Regions from separate parts of the Homo sapiens genome. Here all the other regions are linked to region 3. A link is an interaction called in ENCODE POLR2A ChIA-PET data of the cell type or tissue named here. Cell type or tissue: PC-9. All regions are shown on one strand. Links, peaks and the distances in the headings refer to the core of each region. The heading gives the core; the rest is flanking DNA.

Region 1 (8,214 bases), core at 2,806-6,805, 190 kb after region 3:
GCAATCATCACAACAGAAGAAGAATTCTATGACCAAAAGTGGTGGGGGGGTTCCCCCACACACTAAGTCCTCCAATTGAATTCCAACACTCTCTACCTGGAGATACTGTCAGATCCCACAAAGGGAGGGCTCGGTCTCCAAGGCTGCCCCTCCACACACACTAGGTGCAAGTCCAAGCCTCCAGAACTTCTGACTGACTGGTTTAAGTTGGGGTTCCCACAATCACCTCTTTGGGTTCCATTAATTTGCTGAAGCAGCTCAGAGAACTCAGGAAACAAGTTTACTGGTTTATTATGAAGGGTATTGAAAAAGATACAGGTAAAGAGATGCATAGGGCAAGGTATGGGGCAAGGGGCGCGGGGCTTCTACGATCTCCCTGGGTGCAGCACCCTCCAGGAACCTTTATGTGTTCAGCTATCGGGAAGCTCTCCAAACCCAGTCTTCTTGGGTTTTGACGGACGTGTCATTATGTCAGCATTCCTTCCCCTAAGGTATGTGGCAAGACTCTGTCAGGAGAGGGTCTTAAGATCCATAATCAGAAAAGTGGGGGAAGGATTCGAGTTCTGCCTTGCGGCAGGTGAAAGGAGAGTGGGAGAAGATCAGATTCTGTTTCCTGAGGCCAGCTTCTGAGGCCTAGCACACCCAATATTATAACAAGAGTGTAACAAGGGCTATGGGAGTTATGAGCCAAGAACCATGGGCGAAAACCAATATATATATGTACATCATAACACCGCAGAGGCCCTCCTTGATCTGGCCCCTGCTGTTGTCTCCCAACATCCCCTGCAACATTTCCCTTTGATCTCTCAACTCTATCCAAACAGGACTTTTCCGAAGTCCTGAAACATGACTTGCTTTCCCCACTCAGAACCTTTACATACTGTGCTCTCTGTCCCGGAGTGCTCTCCCCATCATCCCACCAGCCCTCCCCCACACCAGCACCACAGTTTGGCATGATTTATCCTTCAGGTCTCAAATGAAATTCAAAAAAATATTTTCTCAAGCAGATTAATTGGCTCTCAAATGAGGTTAGTTAGGCCTTTGTGTTCTGCTCTCCCATCTATTCATCTCTTCTCTGTGTGTACGTTGCTTAGAAGGAATGTTGTGTTGGTTTGGAAGAATGACTGATAAATTACTCAGAGGAGGGAGTAAGACCCACAGTGAGACATAAGGAAAGTAATTTTTTCTCTTGAGTGGGGTGCAGATAAAAGGAAGGAGAGAATAAAAGCTTCAGATTCATCTGCTATAACTTGTTTTTGTTGTTGTTGTTGTTGTTGTTTTTTGTTTTTTTTTTTTTTGAGACAGGGTCTCTGTCTCCCAGGCTGGAGTGCGGTGGTGCCATCACGGCTCACTGCAGCCTCGACCTCCTGGGCTCAAGTGATTCTCCCACCTCAGCCTCCCGAGGAGCTGGGACTACCCATGCCTGGCTAATTTTTATATTTTCTGTAGAGACAGGGTTTTGGCATGTTGCCTAGGCTGGCCTCAAACTCCTGGGCTCAAGTGATCTGCCCTCCTCAGCCAGGATTACAGGCATGAGCCACCGTGCACCCACTGGTGCCCAGTCTCATCTGTTATAGTTTGACAAATACCTGGTATTGGGACCATTTCTGAGCTGTTTGTTTGAGAGACTGATGGAAGATATTGAGATAAGTTTTAACTACACTTTTTTTCTAAACAAGGAAAGGGTCTAGCACTGTGATTTCTGCTTGTTGTGGGGTCCTATCATTTATGGAACTTTCTTATATCTTTTATATTTTTTTTGAGACAGAATCTCGCTTTGTTGCCCAGGCTGGAGTGCAGTGGCATGATCTCGGGTCACTGCAACCTCCGCCTCCCGGGTTCAAGCGATTTCCAGATATTTTTTGTATTTTTAGTAGAGACGGGGTTTCACTATGTTAGTCAGGCTGGTCTCTAACTCCTGACCTCAAGTGATCCACCCGCGTCTGCCTCCCGAAGTGCTGGGATTACAGTCATGAGCCACCGCACCCAGCCCCTTTCCTATATCTTTTAACCCAACATCCACTAGCTATGACCTTCTACTCACTCCATTCTCCCTGTATTCACCCCTCCCCAGACAAACCCCACCTCCTTTCACTGTTCCAATCTGCTTCTCTCACAGCTCTCTGTCCATTTCTGTGACTGGCTGCTGGATTTGATCCAGCAGCACAGAAACCAGCAACCCAGTGAAGGTAAGATACCCACCCAGCAGCCTGGCTCAAGTTCCAGGCATACAGAGCCCTGTTTCCAATCCTGTTGGTCCTAAAAATATACCAACCCTTGGCAGGTGGCTGGGCTATTTTCAACCTTGGGGGCCGCAGGAATCAAGGGATTCGTGCCAGGTCAGGAAGCAGAAAAGCAGGCTTTCATTGGTGGGCTTCATATAGAAACAGCTGTCTTGTGGCATGAGTTCAACTGATTCTCAATTGTCTATTTACTGGCATTGCCATTTTGCTGTTTCCTTTTTAAAGCTCAATCACATTTTCCAGTTCCACCCTAAAACATGAACCTGGGATAGCAAATGCAGATATTGGGAGGGGAGGGTGAAAGTCCAGAGAAATATCTTTTTAAAACCTGTCCACCTTCATGTAGTTCTGGAATTACAGAGGAGCGCTGAAGGAACACTGAGTGACTTCTAGTTTCTCAGCAGTTTCAGGCTTAAACATCATGTCTAAAAAGTGGGTCATGGTGCCTGTTTCTGCTGGCAAAATTAAAGTACTATTATTATCCCCATTTTACAGGGGAAGAAACCTGAGGAACAGAGAGGTTAAATTACTTGTCCAAGCTCACACAACTAGGAAGTGGCAAACTCAGATCTGTCAGGTTTCAAAGCTTATGCTCTTAATCACTAGTGTTTCTGACACTGTGGTCCTCAAGTTGTCCCACAGAATGGTATTAAGTCAATGACCATCTTATAACCAAATACTGTCATGCAATTTCAGCACTAAAATTTGCATTTCTGTTTACAATCATAATGGTACCAAAGATTACTACTTTAATTCTTTTGGATCCAAGGGAAAAGAACAGAGGTAGACATAAAGTATAAGTGATATATTTCCTTCAAACGAAGCCAGATAACATCAAAGTTAATTCAGAGGAATTGTTTTAATAATGCACATGCTAATATTCAATTCACACTGGGGCAAGTGATTTCATTTTAGCAAAACAACACCATCCATTATATTAAACTAGTGTTAGTGATTTGAGTTGTATTGATTTTTTAGTTTTGTTTGCATTTAATATGTGAAATCATTCTGGATTTACAGTTGTTTAAATGCTATGAGTATAAGGAGTTTATGTCTTGTTTTATGTTATCATATATGTAAGTAATATTATAATAGAAGATCAACACTGAGGGCCTGAAATAATTATTTTCTGATGGAAAGTGTCCACACATTGTTCCTATTTGAGAATCTGCTGTACAGGGCATTGAAAACTGTAAAGAGCTGCATGACTGTCCAGGAATTCTTTTTGTTAGAATTTTGTTTTTGTTGCTGTTATCACCTTGGAGATATGTGAAGGACTCAAGGTGACCCTAACCTCCCTTAAACCACTGGCGCATGTAGGCAATAAAACTAGACATCTTTGGCATGTCTTGACTATTCAGTCTAATTACTGTATCTTGGTAATTTGTGTTTTAAGCTATTGCTAAAAGATCGGACAATTTTCTCATTTGTTTCTCCAAACAAAAAGGATGCAGTGGCAGGTCTTAAGGTGAGGAAAGAGAAAAAGGGGGATAATTTCTATTTTCTTTCACTTCCTCCAAATTGCATATCATTTTCAGCTCCTTTCAAACCTGAACGTAGTTATGAAATTGGGCAAATTGGTTCAAAATGATTGCCCACTCCCTATTCTCCAAAAAGAAAGAAATGGAATGAAATCAAAGCTCCTCACTCCATCCCCAGAGTAAAGGGAAATGTTTGATGCAGCTCAGACTGGAACTCTAATTCTGGCTTTGCAATTTAGAAGCTCTGATCCTCAGTTTCCTTACATGCAAAATAGGGATAAGATAATACTATCTTCAACCTCATAGAGCTGTAGTGAAGATTAATGTAAATGAGATAATATGTGTATATCATCTAGATGGTGCCTATCACAAAGGAGGTACTCAAAAAAACTTGATTTTTTTTTTTGAGACAGAGTCTGGAGTGCAGTGGCGCAATCTCGGCCCACTGCAACCTCCGCCTCCCGGGTTCAAGTGATTCTCATGCCTCAGCCTCCCAAGTAGCTGGGACTACAGGTGTCCATCACCACGTCTGGCTAATTTTTGTATTTTTTGTACAGACAGGGTTTCACTATTTTGGCCAGGCTGGTCTCGAACTCCTGGACTCAGGTAATCCTCCTGCCTCGGTCTCACAAACTGCTGGGATTACAAGCCTGAGCCATCACACCCGGCTGAAAAACAGTGATTATTATCATCTTCAAATCTCTCTCCCAGCAGGACTGCACAAATGTTTTATTCTTTTTTACTTTTGTAAAAATTATTTTGTTACTACTTTAATGCTTTCAGTGGAATCAACAAATGTTTTATTAACTTACTAATTCCCTCTAACAACAGAGCCTATTTTATTTTTTTTGTCCACATTCTTTCAGGGCAAACACATGGAAAAATGCTTAAGATATAATGTTAAGCCAAAAAAAAAAAAAAGGGAAACAAAAGTACGTGTACATGGAACTTACAACCAAGGCTGGGCCTCTGTCTTCCTCTTTGCTGTATCTCCAGTCCTTAGAACAATGATTGTTGCCTGGTAAGTGGTATGACTTAATAAATACCTGTGGAATGAACAAACTATGGAAAAATTTGAAAGCAGCTGAACAAGGTCAGAAGGAAGCATCTAGGAGTGAAAAATACTGGGATTGGATTAGAGCAGAAATGTGACTCTTTTCCTTCCTTCCTCCCTCCCTCTCTCCCTCCCTTCCTTCCTTCTTTCCCTCCTTCTTTCCTTTTTTTCTTTTCTCCCTTCCTTTCTTCTTTCTTTTCCTCCTTCCTTTCTTCTTTCTAAAATTTTTTAAAGTATTAAAATATATTTACAGTTGAAACATGGGAAAATGAACGTATCCTGTTTGCCTTACAGAAAAAATGCACGTTAAAAATTTCAGTCAAGCTGGCCAAAGGAGCCACAGATGTATTATTAAATTGTAATCTGGCATTATAAATTATAAGCAGGCTTTGCTGGGAATGTTCCTTGGTCCTTTTATTGCACTGTAAGGAGAAAATATTCAGAACACTTTGAAGCATTCGCACTTCAAATAAACATAAAAGAAAGGGGCAACTTGGCAATGGGTGAAATGCCATGCAGGCTTCAACATGTGGACCTAATAGAGTTGCTGTAGAGAGCTTGACAAGTAAATTTATTAGAATTTGTTCATGAAATAATTTATTTATAGTGTATGGACAATGAACCACATTCAACTTTTCTATTTAAACTCTTGGAGTTTTGAATGTACCTTGAAAGAGTTCAACTTCTTCATTTTACAGATGAGAAAAGTAATCCCAGTTTGGGGATGTGACTTCTCCAAAGTCACATTTGTATTTCTATCCCTCAGCAGCCTCATCCCAATCAATCTCCACACTTGCATAGGGCTTGAGTTCTCTTTTTTTTACTTTTGAGACAGAGTCTCACTCTTTTACCCAGGCTGGAGTGCAGTGGTGGGATCTCAGCTCACTGCAACCTCTGCCTTCCAGGTTCAAGCAATTTTCCTGTCTCAGCCTCCCAAGTAGCTGAGACTACAGGCACACACCACCAGGCCCGGCAAATTTTTGTATTTTTAGTAGAGATGGGGTCAGGCTGGTCTCGAACTCCTGACCTCATGTGATCCACCCACCTTGGCCTCCCAAAGTGTTGGGATTACGGGCGTGAGCCACCTTGCCCGGCCACCAGGTTTGAGTTTTGTTTTTCTTTTTTCTTTCCTTTTTTTTTTTTTTTTTTTTGAGATAGAGTCTTGCTCTGTCACCCAGTCTGGAGTGCAGTGGCGCGATCTCGGGTCACTGCGACCTCTGCCTCCTGAGTTCAAGCGATTCCCCTGCCTCAGCCTCCCACGTAGCTGGGATTACAGGTGCCTACCACCATGCCCGGCTAATTCGGGCTTGATTTTTCAAAGTGCATTGACACACATCTTGGTGTCTCAGGTTCTCCATGTACAAATTGGGGTTAATTATGGAAACTACCTCGTTCAAGACTACTGTGAGAATTAAATGAAATAGCCTCCAGTAAGCATTAACAATTGTTATTATCTTCTTAAATAAAAATTGTGGGAAGCCAATTGTTTTGGACTGAGATCCTGGACTAGGCCTAACAGAGCAAACCAAACCAGAATGGAGTCACTAGTTCTAGGTGCCATGTAATCAAACTGAACTTTAAAATGAGCCAACTTTCCAAAAAATAAGATATTCACAGTGGCCAATCAGAAGGGGCCCAGTTTATCTGAGCCAGTATGATAATGAAGTCCCCTCTATTCTAACCCTGTAAGGAAAGTAACTTTGAAATGAACAATTTGCTGGGTGTGGTGGCTCACACCTGTAATCTCAGCACTTTGGGAGGCCAAGGTGGGAAGATTGTTTGAGCCCAGGAGTTCCAGACCAGCCTGGGCAACATAAGGAGACCCTGTCTCTACAAAAAACTAAAAAATTAGCTGAGTGCAGTAATGCGTGCCTGTGGTCCCAGCTACTTACGAGACTGAGGTAGGAGGATTGCTTGAGCCTAGGAGGATGAGGCTGCAGTGAGCTGTGATCACACCACTGCATTCCAGCCTGGGTGACAGAGTGAGACTCTATCATTAAAAATAAATAAATAAATAAAAACAAGTGAAAAAAATGAACAATCTACTTTTTGTTCTCTATTTTTGCTTCTTTACCACTTTTCTGCCTATAAAACCAACCCTCTCTGCTCTGCTCATTGGAATTCCTTCTATTTTATGGATGGGATGCTGCCCAATTCATGAATCATTAATAAAAGCCATTTAGATCTTTTCAACTCAACTTGTTGAAAGTTTGCTTTTCGACATCATTATTGTTATAATTACTATCTTGTGGAATTTCCTCCACAGCTTTGGAAGACAGGCAGCATACGCCCTCCCATCATTTTACCTGTGAGCATATGAAAGACAGAGGGGTTAAGTGGCTCATCTAGCTTGTAAGTACCACAGTCACATCTGGAACTCTGATATTCTGCCACCCCATGCATTGATCAACTCCTTCAAGATCCTTTCCAACTCTAAAATTCTGTGGTTTCAATATAAATGAATCTCAGGGTCAGCATTTTAAAAACTTTGAGTTTTTTGTCTCAAGAAAGTAGCAAAGGGTAGGGCTCACATTAGATAGAGTCGTCCCTCTGTATCTACAGAGGATTGGCTCTAGGACCCTCATGGATACCAAAATTCTCAGATGCTCAAGTCTCTGATATAAAATGGCGTAGTATTTGCACATAACTGATGCACATCCTTCTTTATATAAACCATCTCTAGATTACTTATAATACCCAATACAATGTAAATGCTATGTAAATACATACACTGCATTGTTTAGGGAAGAATGACAACAACAACAAAAAATCTGTACATGTTCAGCACAGGCATTTTTTTTCAAATATCTTTGATTTCAAGTTGATTGAATCCACAGATGCATAACCCACAGATACAGAGGGCTGTCTGTACTAATAAATCAGTGGTGTCCCATTTAGTGCATTTAATTTATGCAGATTTAACTGTGTGGGTATGCTCTACCAATACAGGAAAATAAAAGAAATAGAAAAAGCAAATCCATTTGCCATTCCATTTAGTAAGTATATGCCACAGAATGAGCATGAGACAGGAGTAAATCAGTTGGACAGCATATATGCAAGGGCATGGATAGTATACTTTATGGGAAATTATTGGAACTTTCAAGAAATATATATATATATATATTTTTTAGACAGAGTCTTGCTCTGTTGCCCAGGCTGGAGTGCAATGGTGGCATCTCGGCCCACTGCAACCTCTGCCTCCTGGGTTTTCAAGCAATCCTCATCCCTCAGCCTCCCAAGTAGCTGGAATTACAGGCATGCACCACCAAACCTGGTTAATTTTTGTATTTTAGTAGAGACAGGCTTTTCCCATGTTGGCCAGGCTGGTCTCGAATGCTGGCCTCAAGTGGTCTGCCTGACTCGGCCTCCCAAAATGCTGGGATTACAGGTGTGAGCCACTGTGCCTAGTCCTTTCAAGAATAATTTTTTTTTCTTT
Region 2 (8,214 bases), core at 2,806-6,805, 180 kb before region 3:
AAGTAGAAGCAGCAGCAACAAACAAAAACCTACTCCCTTTCTCTCCCCCGCACCAAAAATCCCCAAAACAAACAAAAAGGAAACAATAATAACAACACAAATAAGTAAATTCTGATGTGAGCTGGTCCTGGATGACTCAACAGTTAAGTAAAGAAACCACCTGCTCTGGAATACTGCATAACATTTGCTGAGGTGCCTTTTGGAAGCTGAGATAATCACCCCATCACTACTGCACTATTGTCTTGATCTATAGAAGACCACCTTGTCTTAAATGTGCTTTAGGTGGGTTTTCTTTCCCTTCCTGCCTCTCTCTTTTTCTCTCTCTCCTTCTTTCCTTCTTTCTTTAACATCATCCCACAACCTGGGCCTAATTGCCCTGAATGAAAACCTCCTCCTTAAGTAGTTCTGGACTAGGCCAAGGAAACAACTGTTTTTGTTCAAACCCCAAAATTAACACCCAAGTTTAAGGCTACTCTTTTCCAGAGAGCTAAGCCATCCATTTCCTCCCCCTCCCTCAAGCATCTTTCCTGTACTCCTTCTCCTCCTTCCCCAAAGATAATCCAAATATAATTATAAAATGTCTAGAATTTCTGAGAAATGAGACTGTTGTCCCTCAAGCAATCATTTTAGACTACCTCACTTCCCACCCCCACACGTTCACTTCTTGTATTATGTTGCACTGAGTCAGTCTCAAAGGAAGGGGCTCAATAATGTCATTGAGTTTAGGGGTTCATTTAGTACAACTCTCCAAATTTGAACACGGCAGAATCTCTTTCCTCTGACTTTCATAAAGCCAAGAACAGCTCACCATGTGATAGGAGAAATAAACGAAGATGACTAGGCATGTGACAGCACACCCTTCAGCTCAGATAAAGCTTAAAGAAGAGGTCACTGAGACCCAGGTTTAAGGTTGCTCATCTCTAAGGGGAGAGAAAGGAGATTAGGGGGAAAGCAGAATGTACTTTCTAATGAGCTTGCGAATGCCCAGCTCATTGGCACACTTTGAGACTTACTCCTTCTTGCTGAGAACAGATCCTCAAAGCAGGGCAGCCTCCCTTCTCCTGCTACCTGCAATTCCTAGGGAAGGGTAGAGTAGTGTGTGTGTGTGTGTGTGTGTGTGTGTGTGTGTGTGTGTGTGTGTGTTTGTGTGTGTGTGTGTGTGTGTTGGGGGACGGTTATTATTATTATTGTTATTATTTGAGACGGAGTCTTGCTCTGTTGTCCAGGCTGGAGTGCAGTGGCACGACCTTGGCTCACTGCAACCTCCGCCTCCTGGGTTCAAGCGATTCTTCTGCCTCAGCCTCCCAAGTAGCTGGGACTACAGGCAGGCACCCGCCACCATGCCCTGCTAATTTTTGTATTTTTAGTAGAGATAGGGTTTCACCATGTTGGCCAGGCTGCTCTCGAACTCCTGACCTCAGGTGATCCGCCTGCCTTGGCCTCCCAAAGTGCTCGGATTACAGGATTACAGGCGTGAGCCACCACGTCCGGCAGGGGGGATGGTTATAAGTCATTCACAACACAGTGTGAATTCATCAGCTGACTTTTCTAACACCTTGCTGAGATGTGCTGGAAGAATGGGATCCCGAACAAGGGAGGGAGAAAGTGGGCTCTAGTTATTGGGGGCAGAGGGAAAAGAAGGCTGAGGGGTTAGAGATGGGAAGGAGATGCCAGAAGAGAGGGCTGTGTGGGGGTGCCCAGCTGAAGGTATTTTTAGCCATCATGCGGGCCATGCACAGTATCCCAGGAGCTGTGGGCAGAATTCTATTTAAAGTCTTTAGAACTCTTTAGAGCTGACGTGGAGTTGGGGACTGGGGAAGAAATAAATGCAAAGAAGGGAGCACTCATTTTGGGACTACTGTCCAGCTTCTTGGGGAGGCCTCTGTGCTGAGAAAAAAAGCAGTCTCAGGGTCTGTATCACTGTAGCCCCATTTTGACTCGATTGCAAATTAGCCTTGCAACATGCCCGAAGCAATGAGCCTAGATGCATTTGTATAGCCAAGTAGGGCTCAGCTGTTGGTACACAGCGTCCTGAACTGAGCTATAGAGAGGTCAGGCAAACCCAGAGCTTCTAATAACACCTGGATGCAAAATGTTTGCTTTCCTTGAAGCTACAGAGTACAAGTAGCTTTCTGTTTTTTTGTAAATGGAGTTTATGCATATACATTTCCCACTAGCTCCTTTAACAGAGTTTTCCTCTTTCCCTTTTTTTCAAGAACTCCCTAATAAGCCTTAATAAATTTTCTACATTAAAAAATCATAAAACATTTCATTTTGGGAATATAAACTGTATTTCCTTTCTTCCCTCATAAACACATATGCTCTTTTAATTAAGTTCAGAAAAATGCCAGTGTTTATGTTTAAGAGCTATCTATATCAGTCACTGACAGTGATACAATCTGATTAGCAAAGCCAGACTGAGATCTCGTAGTACTTGTGAAACCAAGACAGCCCTTTTCTTCTTATAGACAGGAAGAGAATGGATTGGCCAAAACAAAAAAAGGAAAGAGGAAGAAGAGCTGCCACTTAACTCCCCCATCGTTAAATTTTTTATGCTGAAAATGCTGCTTATAAAGTTCAGCAGTTGTTTTGTTTTTAAATTGACAAATAAAAATTGTATATATTTATGGGATACAGTGTTCTATGTATACATGTAACAATGATCTATGTTTACATTGTGGAATGATTATTTTAGATCAAGCTGGTTAACATGACCATTGCCTTACTTTAAGAAGTAGAGAGTAGAATGGTGGTTATTGGGGTGGAGTGGAAGGGGTAAGGGGAGATACTGGTCAAAAAGTAAAAAGTTGCAGTTAGACAGGAGGAATAAGTTCTAGTGATCTATTGCACAGCATGGTGAGTTCAGCCAATAATAATATATTGTATATTTCAAAATGGCTAAGAGGGTAGATTTTAAGTGTTCTTACCATGAGCTCTATTTCTTAATGTTTTATAATGAAGAGATTGAATATTGGTCTAAGCACAGAGCATTTTTAATCTCAGGACCCCAAAAAAATCCTTTTAAAAAGAGACAAAAGCTGAAGTCCAAATTAGTTTTGTGACGTTAGAGAGAGAATTGAGAAGTGTAAGAGAAATCGCTTTGAAAGCAGACAGGATTTTTTGCCTCCCCATCTCCTCTGATGTCGTTAGAGACACGTATGAACTCTTTGCATGAAGAATGGGAAGGGGAATTAGCTAAACATTTCCACATCTGGTTTTGGAACGGTTTGGAAAAAGAATTCACTCCATAGGCTCCTGGAAGCTTTTTGGGTCGACAGTTATTTATTTTTAAAATTCAGTATACTCGTGACAGCATAGTTATCATTTGTATATTGTTTTCCCAGAAACTTGTTGTCAAAACAAAAGGAAACAGCAGGGAAAAGGAAACTCCAAAGCAGCATGCAATTATCTCAGGGAAATGTAACTGTCAGGGCTTTGATTTGCAGCAAAGTTTGTTCACTCTCTTGCAGCTGATTTAAAGAAAAATGAATCTGAGTCAGAATAAAGATTCTTTTACAAGACAAGAACGGAAAAAAAGGAATCCTAACACTTTGTGGGTGCTTTAGTTTAAACATTCAAGCAGTCACATTCTGACTGTGACCTGCAAACTATCTCAAGGTTTGAGAGCCTTTTAAAATGGAGGTTCTTTTTAAAGCCCAGTTTTAAGGAATTAGTTGGTTCACTGCTCTCAAAGAAAGTGACAATTGTGATTAATACTAATGATGTTGAAAGTACATTAAAGCGAGTTAGAAAATTAAATAACTGCTTTTGTAGAATTTACATTAATTTTAAAGACGCTGAGACCGGTTTAGTTTTCCAACCTCATGAAGCACAGTGTTAAAGTAACCGCACATTATTCATCATTTTGTGTGGAAGAAGAATTATGAACTGCTAATGCTTAACAATGTCCATTTTCTCAGCAGAGAAAAACACCTTGACCGAACCCTTAAAAAGGCTTCATTAAAATTAAACTAAAAAGCAGCCATTAAAAATTTATTTCTGATTCTAAAACTAACTGCAGAAAAATTGGGTGGTGTCGAAAAGAAAAAAGAAGGAAACACCCTTCTCAACCCCCAAATAACCATTGTTAAATTTTTTATATATTTCTAATTTGGGGGGAAAGTATATGTCCACATATATGATTCAAAATTATCTCGGGGGAAAAAAGTCAAGGCTTTTTGAAAGCTGTTTTTAATTTTTGACATTGAATTTTAAAGCAATCAAAGCATTATTTTTGTTTGGGCCATCTGGTTTTGTTCTTATAATCTGTTAAGCTATCAAGCATAGTTTAAATGTCATGGTTCATCTCATACACAAATAAAGGTTGCAAAATAAATAAGAATCCAAGCTCCTTGTAAGAGAGAAATTTCCGCTGGGTCGCAAATTTGGTTACTAAAAGGTGAGTAGTCCAATGTGAAATCAAACCATAATAAGGCTACACAACAAGGGTAAACCATGCCCTGACTGAACATAAATATTCCTAAATAAATACAGAAAGCCATACTTTAGAGGAAATTGCAAAGATCAGGTCATGGGAACTCCTCCCCTTTTGTGCAGAGAAGCTGAGTTGGTTGAATTTTAAACTTGAACAAAGAGATGTATTTCATAATTTCCATGAAGTGTGAGGGACATCCCAAATGTATGCCCCTAATTCAGTTTATGTTTTAACTTAACAATTTATTTGAGTTTGATTTTTTTCAGAAAACTACACCCTTTTCCACAAAGCCCCAGAGTCCCTTCTCATTTTAAAAGACAAGGTAGGTTTGTGTCTGTGCAGACCTCTCAACTCCACGGCAGCCACGGCCACATTTTTAACCCATTAGTAGTCTCTGGGAGTCTGCCAAAACCAGATAAAGGCCCATTTGCCTGAGGTGATCTGAAATCATCAGAAGGCAGAGGATTGAATCAGATGTTCCTTCAAGGGCTTCACCACCTCTTTGATACACCTGTGTCAATAAATGAGGGCTCTAGATGGCTTCCAAAAATGGTCAGGCACATTCCCGTCTCCCTTTCAAAATTGGGATTTTTGAGTACAGGTTTTCTTAAAGTGAGGTGCACGCATATGGCCCCTTAGGTGTGGCCTAAGTCCAAAATAAACCACAGTTGACTTTATAGGCTACTTGGCTGATTTTTCACTGACTTGACCAGAATGCATCTTTCCAAAACCCAAAGCTACCTTGTGCATGCCCCACCCAGAATGTGGTCACTTGGTGCATGTGTATAACATCCTGACTGAGGCCATTCACCATCATTTGGCTCCTGAGACGTAGAGAAGGTTTTAGAAAAGGTTCCTTTGATAGGAAGGCTGTTGGTCATTGTTAGCGAGCCTACAATTTGGGAGGCATGCGTGCATATCGGAGTAGGTAAAGATGCATTGCTTTGTGATGAGGACATTGTAGGAAGATAAATTTTCTCTCTCTCTCTCTGTCTCTCTCTCTCTCTCTCTCACACACACACACACACACACACACAGTGATGGAGAGACAGACACACACACACATACTGAGGAGAAGAAAATCCCCAAATCTGTTTCTTACTATTGCCCTGATCCCTACTATTTCTCCCCATTCCTTAATTATTGTACCATAAATTCCTTTAAAAATGGGGTCTTGATCTACTATAGTATCTGGTACACAGTAAGTACTTAGTAAATATTTTTTAAATGAAAGAAGGAAGAAATTAATGAATGACCACCAGAAATCACCACCTGCCCCTGTGCCTCCTTGTCCAGCCCCTAAGGGCCTGAATCTGGTTATTGGCTAACCCCTTCCCCCACTCCTTCTCTAGTCTACCAGTTGAAGGCCTGGGGTAGCAGTAGAGCCTTTCTATAATAGTTAGAGAGTACAGAGTCCTAACAAGCGTCCTGGCCTGTCCACTTGCACACCTGCTTATCTTCTAGGATCATTGATGCCAAGGGCTCTATGTCTGTCCCATCCAACGGTACCCAATGTCCTGTCAATTAGCTCTTAGTCAGTGACTCCAAGTGCAGCCAGCACTCTTTGTACCCCTTTTCCTCCATCCCTGTGATAAGTCGTCCTCTGGAAAGAAGACAAAGTGGAACTCTCCCCTAGTCTGGCCTTTACATGGGAGGAAAGAAGAAATTATCAAGCCGTATCTAGACCAAGTCCAGGCAATTGAGAGACAGCATAATCAGAAGCAGAAGCCTCAGGTTCACGAGGTACTGAAGAATGGTGGGGTGCCTCGAAGGGGCTTGCTAGAGTCCCCAAGTTTACCCAGGCAAATGGACTTAGCCCTGAGGTTGTCCAAGGATTCCCTTAGCTAGAAAAAGGAACCTAAACCACAGGCTGGATATCTGTTCCTCCTGAGAGCAGACCTACACATCCACTCCCAGTTCCATACACAGATACAGAAATCAGAAAATGCTAGAGGTTCTTGGGAAATCAGAGGCAAGATGGGTGAATTCTCCCCTACCCCAACTTGACCCTTGGCTCCCTCTGGGCTGGGCTTTTCACTCTGCCAACTCTGGACTAAAAGAGAGATCCAGGCTAACTTCACGTCAGTTTGAGTGTCCCCGAGCCTGAATGTTCCCAAAAGTGCTTTGCAGTTGACCCCATATCCACATATGATAGAGTATTGTACTGGTAAATATCACTATACACTTCTCTGATCTGGACTTTCTATATAACGAAGATTTGACTTTGGGTGTGATAGCTCCTTATACTAGCAATATCAAAAAACATAACAATTTTTTAAAAACTAGCTGGATGTGGTGGTGCGCACCTGTTGTCCCAGCTACTTGGCAGGAGGATTGCTTGAGCCCAGAGTGAGACCCTGTCTCCAAAAAAAAACAAACAAAAAAAAAAGAGCAAGAACAGGGTGTTGAGCCGGGCGCAGTGGCTCACGCCTGTAATCCCAGCACTTTAGGAGGCCAAGGCGGGTAGATCATGAGGTCAGGAGATTGAGACCATCCTGGCTAACACAGTGAAACCCCGTCTCTATTAAAAATACAAAAAATTAGCCAGGCGTGGTGGCACGTGCCTGTAGTCCCAGCTACTTGGGAAGCTGAGGCAGGAGAATTGCTTGAACCCAGGAGGCAGAGGTTGCAGTGAGCTGAGATGGCGCCACTGCACTCCAGCGTGGGCGACAGAATAAGACTCCGTCTCAAAAAAAAAAAAAAAAAAGTAGAACAGGGTGTTGGTTTGGTGCCTTTTTCCTGAAATTAATTACTTGTTTAAAAAAAAGCAATTGGTTAAACTTGTGTTCATCATTTGCATATTATAATACATAATATTTTAAAATACACCATATATAATGTTAAAAATAAATATAAAAGTCTTATCATATCTAATAATATATACATATATGATATTAATATAATTATTAACAACAAAAAGGAAGTTTCCCCCCACTGGTAATCTATCTTCCCTTAACAAAGAATGAAGGACTTTCTTTCTGAAATTTTTCTCCAGGACTGAGACTTGAACTTACATCACTGGACTACAAATGTTTAGGAATACCTATCTATGTATTCTATATCTATGTATCTAATATTCTATATATACATTATATATCTATATCTATTCTATATCTATATATTCTATATAGCTAGATAATTATATATACATATATATGTATAAAATTATGTCCTCCCAGCTGGGTGTGGTGGCTCACGCCTGTAATCCCAGCATTTTGGGAAGCTGAGGTGGGTGGATCACAAGGTCAGGAGTTCGAGACCAGCCTGGCCAATATGGTAAAACCCTGTCTCTACTAAAAACACAAAAATTAGCTAGACATGGTGGCACATGCCTGTAGTCCCAGCTACTCAGAGGCTGAGGCAGAAGAATCGCTTGAACCCAGGAGGCGGAGGTTGCAGTGAGCCAAGATCGTGCCACTGCACTCCAGCCTGGGCGACAGAGTGAGACTCTGTCTCAAAAAAAAAAAAAAAAAATTGTGTCCTCCCAAAAAGATATATTGAAGTCTTAACCCCTAGTGTTCAGAATGTGACTTTATTTGGAAATATGCTCTTTACAGAGGTAATCAATATAAAATGAAATCATTATGGTGGGCTCCAATCCAATGACTTATGTCTTTACAAAAGGGGAAAATGTGGACACAGAGACAGACACACACAGAGGTAAGACAATGTGAGACATGTAGGAAGAAGGCGGCCATGTGCATCACTCCAATGATGTGCCTGCAACCCCAGGAACGTCAAGAATTGTCAGCAAATACCAGAACTAGAAGAGGCTTCTC
Region 3 (8,214 bases), core at 1,825-5,824:
CCAATACCTCTTCTGTCCAGAAAGCCCATAACTCACTCTCCAATGACTTGTTTGGCTCCACTGGCCATATCACGTATCATATATTATAGATGATATATCACAGTCATTGGCAAAGTTAACTGATGCCCAGGCTCCAGTCACAGATCTCAGCGTCGAGACTGCCAGAGGTAACCATACATTAACATTAGTGAGACATGGTGGGCTGTTAAACCAATCTGCACAATTTGAGGTGAAAGGGTGGAAGTGAATAGACTTCCAAGTCTCTTGGATTAGTATCAGTATAATTTCTTTTGGACTGTAAATACTTCAGAAGATCGTATTTTCTACATTGCTTGGATTTTGTTTTTCAAATCATGTGAATATTGTTTACAGAACATTGTGCTCAATGTTCAAGGGGCTACAGGGTTTCACTAAGGGATACAGGCCACATGCTTCAGAAAAAATAAAAACAGCCCAAGGCAGTATATGCTAAGAGGAATGGTATAGAGTAGGCAATAAGGGGGACAGAAGCACAGAGGACTTTAACCTTAGTTGATGTGTAACAGCTTAAACTCATTTCTAAGCATTGCCCTCAGGCCTTCTCATTCAGGACAATGACATACTCTGGGAGAGGTGGGGTGGAACACCACCGACCACCTAGAGTTAAATGAAACCTCTCATTAACCCATGGCCAATCGGCACCAAGAGCAGCCTGTTTAGTTGCTTGTTTCCTGTGGCTAACACCTGCCTATCCAGGAGGCCAAAAGAGCATATGCCCAAAAGTTTGTGTGGCAGCTTGCATTCTGATGGAGAAGAGAAGATAAATGAGGAGGGGGTGGGGAAAGTGGTGACCTGACCTCCCTGGGAAACACCCTGCTATATTTCGAGTTGCCTGGTCACTCAGCTTAATGATTTTAAAAGAAGACATTATTTTGTTCGGTGGCCTGTAGTGAAGTTTGCACTCTGCCAAGGAAGAGAAAATAAATGTGTGTGGGAGTGGGGAAATTGTAGGGACCTCCTTGGGAAATTATCTGCTAGTCACTCAGCTTATTAATTTTTAAAAGAGACATTATGGGATCAGAAAGAGAATCCTGGCCTGAGAGTCAGGAAACTTGCTGTGTGGTGGTCCTGTGAGCAGATGCACGGAGAACATCAGCCTCTGGGAACCCCAAAGAGGCATTCATAATGATGATAATGCCACAAATATTACAATGTACACCACTTAACACTTTTCAAAGCACTTTTGCATTCACTACCATAAAATCATAGAATATTAAGAGCCAGGAAAGGACTTCAAAATTATCCAGTATGGCTTCCCACCCTAGACAAGAAGCCCTGTGAGAAAGCCAGTTTAGCAAGTAGCACAATCTCCATTTTATAGAAAAACAAACAGGATTTAGAGTTTAAGGCCAAGGTGATCCGGTCAGTTAGTGACAAAATTGGCCTTAGATACGCTAATGCCAGGTTCTCTCTGTGCTATCACATGTCTCTTTTGTTTTTAAAGATACAGGTTCAGCTGCATGCAGTGGCTCACGCCTGTAATCCCAGCATTTTGGGAGGCCGAGGTGGGCGGATCACTTGAGGTCAGGAGTTGGAGACCAGCCCGGCCAACATGGTGAAACCCTGTCTCTACTAAAAACACAAAAATTAGCCGGGCATGGTGGCAGGCGCCTGTAATCTCGGCTACTCAGGAGGCTGAGACAGGAGAATCACTTGAACCCGGGAGGCGGAGGTTGCAGTGGGCCAAGATCACGCCACTGTACTCCAGCCTGGGCGACAAGAGAGAGACTCCATCTCAAAAAAAAAAAAAAAAAAGTACTGGTTCTAGTCACCTTCTGGGCCTTACCATGTAAGTTTACATCTAATTGTTCTCGAATTGCTTTAGAAGCTTCAGATCTGTAAACCCAACTAGAGTACAAATCTTTGAGGGCCAGATTCATATCTGATACCGCTACTGAATCGCCTGTCTTCTCCCCACATCACCAATGGTAAGGGATCTTGGAAGATATTTAACAAATGCCTGGATGAACAAATTGAAATTCTAAAATTTCTGAGTGACTCCTTATCTCTTAGAGGCATGCCAAATTCTACTTTCAGCAGTTTTATTCTCATCTTTGAAAACTTAATTTGGTCGTAGCTACTGGTGTTACTCAGGCAGCTTGAATTACTCTGGTATCAGGGTTTAAATGGGGGGAACGTCTTGATATTTTACAGCAGATGGATGAAATGACTGGCAAGACAATTACCTAGGTCTGATATTGGCAGGTTGAGGCTCTAACATCTGTTTTATTTCTCTTTAAATCCCTAGCTGGAACTATAGAGACTGGAGAAGTCGTATTGTCCCTTACTGGCCACTGGAACATATTGAACAAGACACATTTTGCTTACTTTAAATTTTAATGTTAGAAGAAGAGTTCTAATCAGGGTTACTCACTGTCATGGGTTTTTGACACGAATCAGCCTTTTCTAAGAGTGTTAGGCTGCAATGAAAACAAGAATCAGGCTGGGCATGGTGGCTCACACCTGTAATCCCAGTGCTTTGGGAGGCCAAGGCAGGAGGCTCACTTGAGCCCAGGAGTTCGAGACCAGCCTAGGCAACATGATGAAACCCTGTCTCTACAAAAAATACAACAATTAGGCGGGCTTGGTGGTGCCTGCCTGTAGTCCTAGCTACTTGGGAGGCTGAAGCATGAGGATTGTTGAGCATGGAAGATAGAGGTTGCAGTGAGCCAAGATCGTGCCACTGCACTCCAGCCTGGGCAACAGTGTGAGACTCTGACTCAAAACAAAACAAAACAAACAAACAACAACAACAAACAGGCACGGTGACGTTTGCCTGTAGTCCCAGCTACTCGGGAGGCTAAAGTGGGAGGATCCCTTGAACCTGGGAGGTTGAGGCTGCAGTGAGACATGTTCAGGCCACCGTACTCCAACCTGGGTGACAGAAGAAAACAAGAACCAAATGCCTACACAGAAATATCCACAGGACTGACGAGGTAGCCAAAGAGTGCACTTGTTTCTGAAGTCAAAAATTTGAGCTTGTTGAGATATTTCTATCAAAAAATCAAGATTTTAAATTGCTGCCTAATACCTGGATTTTAAAGAAAACTCTGTTCAGTTCATAATTAATTCTTTTCGTGTTATTAACATATAGAAAAATACTAGCTGATCAGTTTCCATTTCTATCTGCTCATTCCTTTAATTTTTCTCCTTTCCCACAAATAGAAGCTGTATTGCAATAAGCATATCTTGCCCCTGGCCTCCATTCCAAGAACATCTGGAAAGAGTGTTAGTTAAATAGCAATGGGCTTACACAGTGCTATAATTTTTCTAGCTATAAGGAAGCCCCCACCATCTCCACTCCTATCACCAGAGAGGCGTGGGTGAGCTACCCGAAAGCTCTTTTGCTTGGAGAACAAGCAATGGAATCTTGCAGATAACCCTAACCAAACACCACCCAGGCAGAAGGGCCCTAACCTGCCTAGTGAGATTCCTCTAAATACATTTTATACTATCAAGGCTTAAATTCATCAGAAAAAAAAACCAATGGAATTTATCAGAAGATGTTTAAGAGAGAGTAACAGAGCTGCTGGGATATACTCAAACATAACTTTCTAAGCCTAAATTGCATAATATCCTTTTTCCAGATCCTTTTAGTTTGTTTCTTATTCCAGAAAGAACCTTATATGGAATTGCACGCATTTGGCTCAGTACAAATTTGGCCCATGTTGAGCCTCTTAGACTTGGCCCACCACAAACTCATGCTGTCAACCACAGTTTGGTTCCCATCACTGCCCAGTTGTTCCTGATATACCGTATGCTGTGAATATCCCAATCTTTCTCCTCGGGTCCCCAAATCTTCTTCCTCTCAACTCTCCCATTTTTAGTAGATGAGCTTGACAATTCGGTTGCTGAAAACATTTACGCTATGGGTCTGAACTCCCCTAGCTATTGGAGATGTGAGAGCATCTCTCATCAGATGAAGATTTTTCCTAAATACTAAGTTACTGCCTCCTACTCTGCTCTAGAATTCATCTCTTCCCATTTTCTTACTCCCACATTTATTTTCTCCTTATAGACCTCTGCTGTCCTAGATAGTAACCTCTTGCCACGTGTAGCTATTTAAATGTAAATGAATTATGACCGGACGCAGTGGCTCAAGCCTGTAATCCCAGCACTTTGGGAGGCCGAGGCAGGTGGATCACCTGAGGTCAGCAGTTCAAGACCAGCCTGGTTAACATGGTGAAACCCTGTCTCTAATAAAAATACAAAAAAAAAAATATATATATATATATATATATTTATATATATATTTATATATATATATTTTTATATATATATATTTATAAATATATATATATATATTTATATATATATTTATATATATATATTTTTATATATATATATTTATAAATATATATATATATATTTATATATATATATAGCCTGGTGTGGGGGCGCCACCTGTAGTCCCAGCTACTCAGGAGGTTGAGGCAGGAGAATCGCTTGAACCCAGGAGGCAGAGGTTACAGTGAGCCAAGATCATGCCACCGCACTGCAGCCTGGGCAACACAGCAAGGCTCTGTCAAAAAAAAAAAAAAAGGAAAAGAAAAATGTAAATGAATTATAATGAAATAAAGCTAAAAATGAAGTTTCTTGATTGTGCTAGCCACATTTCAAGTACTCAACAGCCACGTGGTGCTGGCGGCTCCTGAATGGGACGGTGCAAATGTATGTAATTCCCATCATCGTGGAAAGTTCTAGTGGACAGCACTGCTCACCAGGGACCTCTGATTTATTTCCTATCCCATTGGCTCTTCAATCTCATGCAGACAACTGCATCACCATCAACAACAACAACAACATCAACAACTGCTCTACAAGTGACCCTCCTACCCTTCCAGCTACCAGTCTCTAGAATGCTGCCAAACTTTTAGAATGAATGCTGCATTCCTTTCTTGCTCCTCTGCAATCTGACTTCCGACCTTCTCGACAGAAATAAAGCCACTAAAGACTTTTGGGGCATCTTCTACCATTTTGTTTTCATTCATCACCCTCCTAAAAATGTCTCCTCTCTATCCTGTTCCTCCCATCTCTTGTCTCTGGCACACTACCAATGCTGAAGAAGTGTTGGTTAAATAAGACAATAAGCTTCCCTCCTTGATCATTCACTCCTCCAGGATCTTTCATCCTACATCTCCCTTCTGTTGCAAAAGCCCGGTCCTCTGCTCTTCTTTTGTCAACCCTTCTCTCATTAGCTCATCTTCTCTCACTTGCCTTTAACTATCTGCTCTGTATAAAAATGGGTCTCAGTTTCACAACTCAAGCTGTCAATTTCTCACTTCCATGACTAGCATTACTGGAGAACACCAAGAATAAATGTTTGTATTATTAATGGCTGCTCCCAGTGATGCAAGGAAACCTGCTTTCCAACCCAGTTAATTCCTATGTCCCTTGCAAAACTGTCAGGGCCAACTCTGTAGAAGTTATCAGTGCTTTCCTGTGAGGCTACATTGTGAGGAGATTTCTGGGCTTGTGAAGAGTTAGGGACTCAAGGGGGCAGAAACAAAGGCTGCAAGATGAAAGACATGGGATGGCTCTGGCTAAAGGAACTTTGTCCATATAACAATTCTGCTACAGTCTTTTCTCAGGACTAGTTTCAAAGTCTCAGGATGATATAGAAGTTCGTTTTTCTTTTCATTTCTTCTTTGTTTGTTTTTTTTTAGAGAGGGAAGTGGGTTAGTAACCTCCACATTGCCTCTTCATTGAGAACTACATAATAGCTATAGATTAAAATGAAAAACCCGTCACTTTCAGAAGGGCAATATCATGCAATAAGCCTGCAGCAAATTATACCTTGGTGTTACATGAAGGAAGTTGACAGGACAACACTTTCTTCCCCTTCTCAAAATGAATGTAGAAAGTACACTCTAACCTTTACCAGCATATGATGTCTATAACTAACATGAAGGAAAGTCAAAACTTTTTTTTCTCCCCTTGGCTTTTTTTTTCTTTCAACAGACACATTGCTCTGCTGATAAGAAAGCTAAGAAAGTGGGTAGGTAGAAATATACAGCTCATTCAATTAAATGAAAATTAATGTAATGCAGACAACACAGTGCAGGCTGCTTGATTTTGTTACATTTAACTTAAAGACTACCAGGCCCTGACAAACATCCTTGAAATGTAAATTCAACATTCAAAACCCACAAGTCACACTAAGAGCACTGGGAAACAGGAGAAATACACACTGGACAGATGCAGGCAGTCCCAAAGCTCGGTGATCTTTTACAGCTAGAAGGTCAAGGCAGTTATTTCACAGTGATTTGTATGAAAAGAAAAATAAATTGAAAAGAGGGCATTCATGTATATATGAGATAATTGACATAGCAAAAATAACTCCCAAAGTGAGCATTTACTAGGCAATTTAGGTTAAAATGGTATAAAAGGCAGATTGTTTGGGCCAGCACATCCGCCTTTCTTGCACTTAAAGATAATTTGTAGATGAAGAAACTGCTCTCTTTAAAAAAAGAAAGAAAAAGAAAATCCTCCTCCACAAAGCCTCCTTTCCCACAGCCTTCTACCAAACAGATTATGTTGCTAGGTAAACATAAGCTACCAACAATTTCTGTACCAATATATATAGCAAATTATACTTCAGAGGAAGCCTGCAAGCTTATGAAACAGATGGCAGATTTGTGTCGTGGCCCGAGAAACAATTGTGTTTTGGTAAAATGAGCCACTGCAAGTCTCCCTGACATTTTCCTAGCCTAATCGACATTGACTTTTCATGTCACGAAGTTGCATGAAAGAGCGGGATCATGTAGAAAAGCAGATAAGCATCAGAAGCAATGGCAAAGATGATGCCCTTTTAGAGCTGGAATCATCAGTTTTAAACTTTGAGTTTAAATATACGATAACAGCAAAAAGTAAACCAACACAGCTCCTAATGTATCGCTCAGACCTGCCATCTGGGCTGGAGTCAAATTTAATAAGCCCAACGACATCAACTCTACTTCTCCAGCACTATAACTAATCTTAGGCTGTTTAAACAATCAGGGGCGGGAACGAGATGGTATAATCTTCTGTGAACTGGATGTAACTGGAGAATATATCCATGCTTATTTAGATTTTATAAAAAGAAATTTCGGAGACTTGAGGTCCTTACAGCTCACATTTCTCATCCAAACTAAACTGTTATTTGTTTAATAAGCAACTGGTTCACAACTGGACTTCAACTGTCCCACCACATCCTGGAACAAAGTGTTGAATCACACTCAGATCCACACTGACATCTGCAGGTAATTGAAACAGGACTTCTGTGAATTGATTTCTCGACTCGGGAGTCTCAAACCATTCTCCAGAGTAGTGTGCTAAACCATAAAACTTAAATACCCCGGATGACACAAAATATTTCTTTAAAAAATACTATCAATGTTTAAGTGCTTCCATAGACTAAAATATTGCATATAGCATCTGAGTTCCATCACATAGAAAACCCCACAAACACACAGCTGTCTCTGCCTGGCGTAATTATGGTGATTTTTATTTTCACTTTAAACTTTTTTCTATTTTTCATTACTTTTCATATATTATCCAATGAGCATATGGTACTTTTACAATACGTTATGGCAAGGTTGCTACCTAAATTTTAACCTCAAACTTTCTGTTGTCCCTATCAATTTATATTCACATTAATCAAAGCTTCAACAAAATCCAGCAGAATATTGTTTTATTGTAATAACTGCTGCTATGCAGCACACTTATTTATATAGGCTATCAAAACTCCTAAACATTCACAAGATAGGGAGTAGATTCAAGCTGCTTTAGGCTAATACATGAGATTTTTCTATAGTGCCTTTCCACTGAGCAAAATTTTAAAGTAACATTTATTGGATCGATCTATAATTATAGTATTAGAAAAAAATGGAATCTGCTACCAAGAGACTCCTTTTACAATGACTGTCTAGGGGGAAGCCTATTTTTCTGGGCTTGTAAAAATCAAGTAACTCGCTCAACTTCTGAGGTAAAAGTCAACATAGATGGAAGGCTTTATTCTATGTGTTGAAAATTAGATGTAATAGAAAAATCCATCAAGGATTTCTAGTGGTAGGAGAAAAAGGGGCAATTTCTTAAGGGCTCATTAACAAATTTAATCAACAGGCACTCATAAACAAGCTGTCTTCCAATTTACAAATGTGCTACATTTCGAACATTTATTGTTCTTTTTTTTTT

Evidence for each region. ChIA-PET counts read pairs that join two places held together with the same protein. Peaks named below come from ENCODE experiments on the same cell type or tissue, not always from the same donor. Only the 100,000 strongest peaks of a DNase experiment are listed, where the experiment ranks them.
Region 1: POLR2A ChIA-PET joins it to region 3 with 5 read pairs; 1 of 35 experiments calls an interaction of 5 or more read pairs at or near these places.
Region 2: POLR2A ChIA-PET joins it to region 3 with 6 read pairs; 4 of 35 experiments call an interaction of 5 or more read pairs at or near these places.

The regions. Positions count from the first base shown.
Region 1 is chrX:134,931,956-134,940,169 of GRCh38, forward strand. No RefSeq gene overlaps it. Among named protein-coding and RNA genes, the nearest start is that of LINC02243, 13 kb to the right of the region's middle. RefSeq lists a silencer at 2,070-2,270. In PC-9, for the core only: no CTCF peak of the experiment used is centred there; a DNase peak (open chromatin) is centred at 4,756; H3K27ac peaks cover 1,550 bases.
Region 2 is chrX:134,568,645-134,576,858 of GRCh38, forward strand. All of the region lies in intron 2 of PLAC1 (placenta enriched 1), which reads right to left. Among named protein-coding and RNA genes, the nearest start is that of LINC00629, 23 kb to the left of the region's middle. In PC-9, for the core only: no CTCF peak of the experiment used is centred there; DNase peaks (open chromatin) are centred at 4,397 and 4,927; H3K4me3 peaks cover 675 bases; H3K27ac peaks cover 2,546 bases.
Region 3 is chrX:134,746,555-134,754,768 of GRCh38, forward strand. It overlaps a transcript of PLAC1 not described here. Among named protein-coding and RNA genes, the nearest start is that of PABIR2, 47 kb to the right of the region's middle. In PC-9, for the core only: no CTCF peak of the experiment used is centred there; a DNase peak (open chromatin) is centred at 3,437.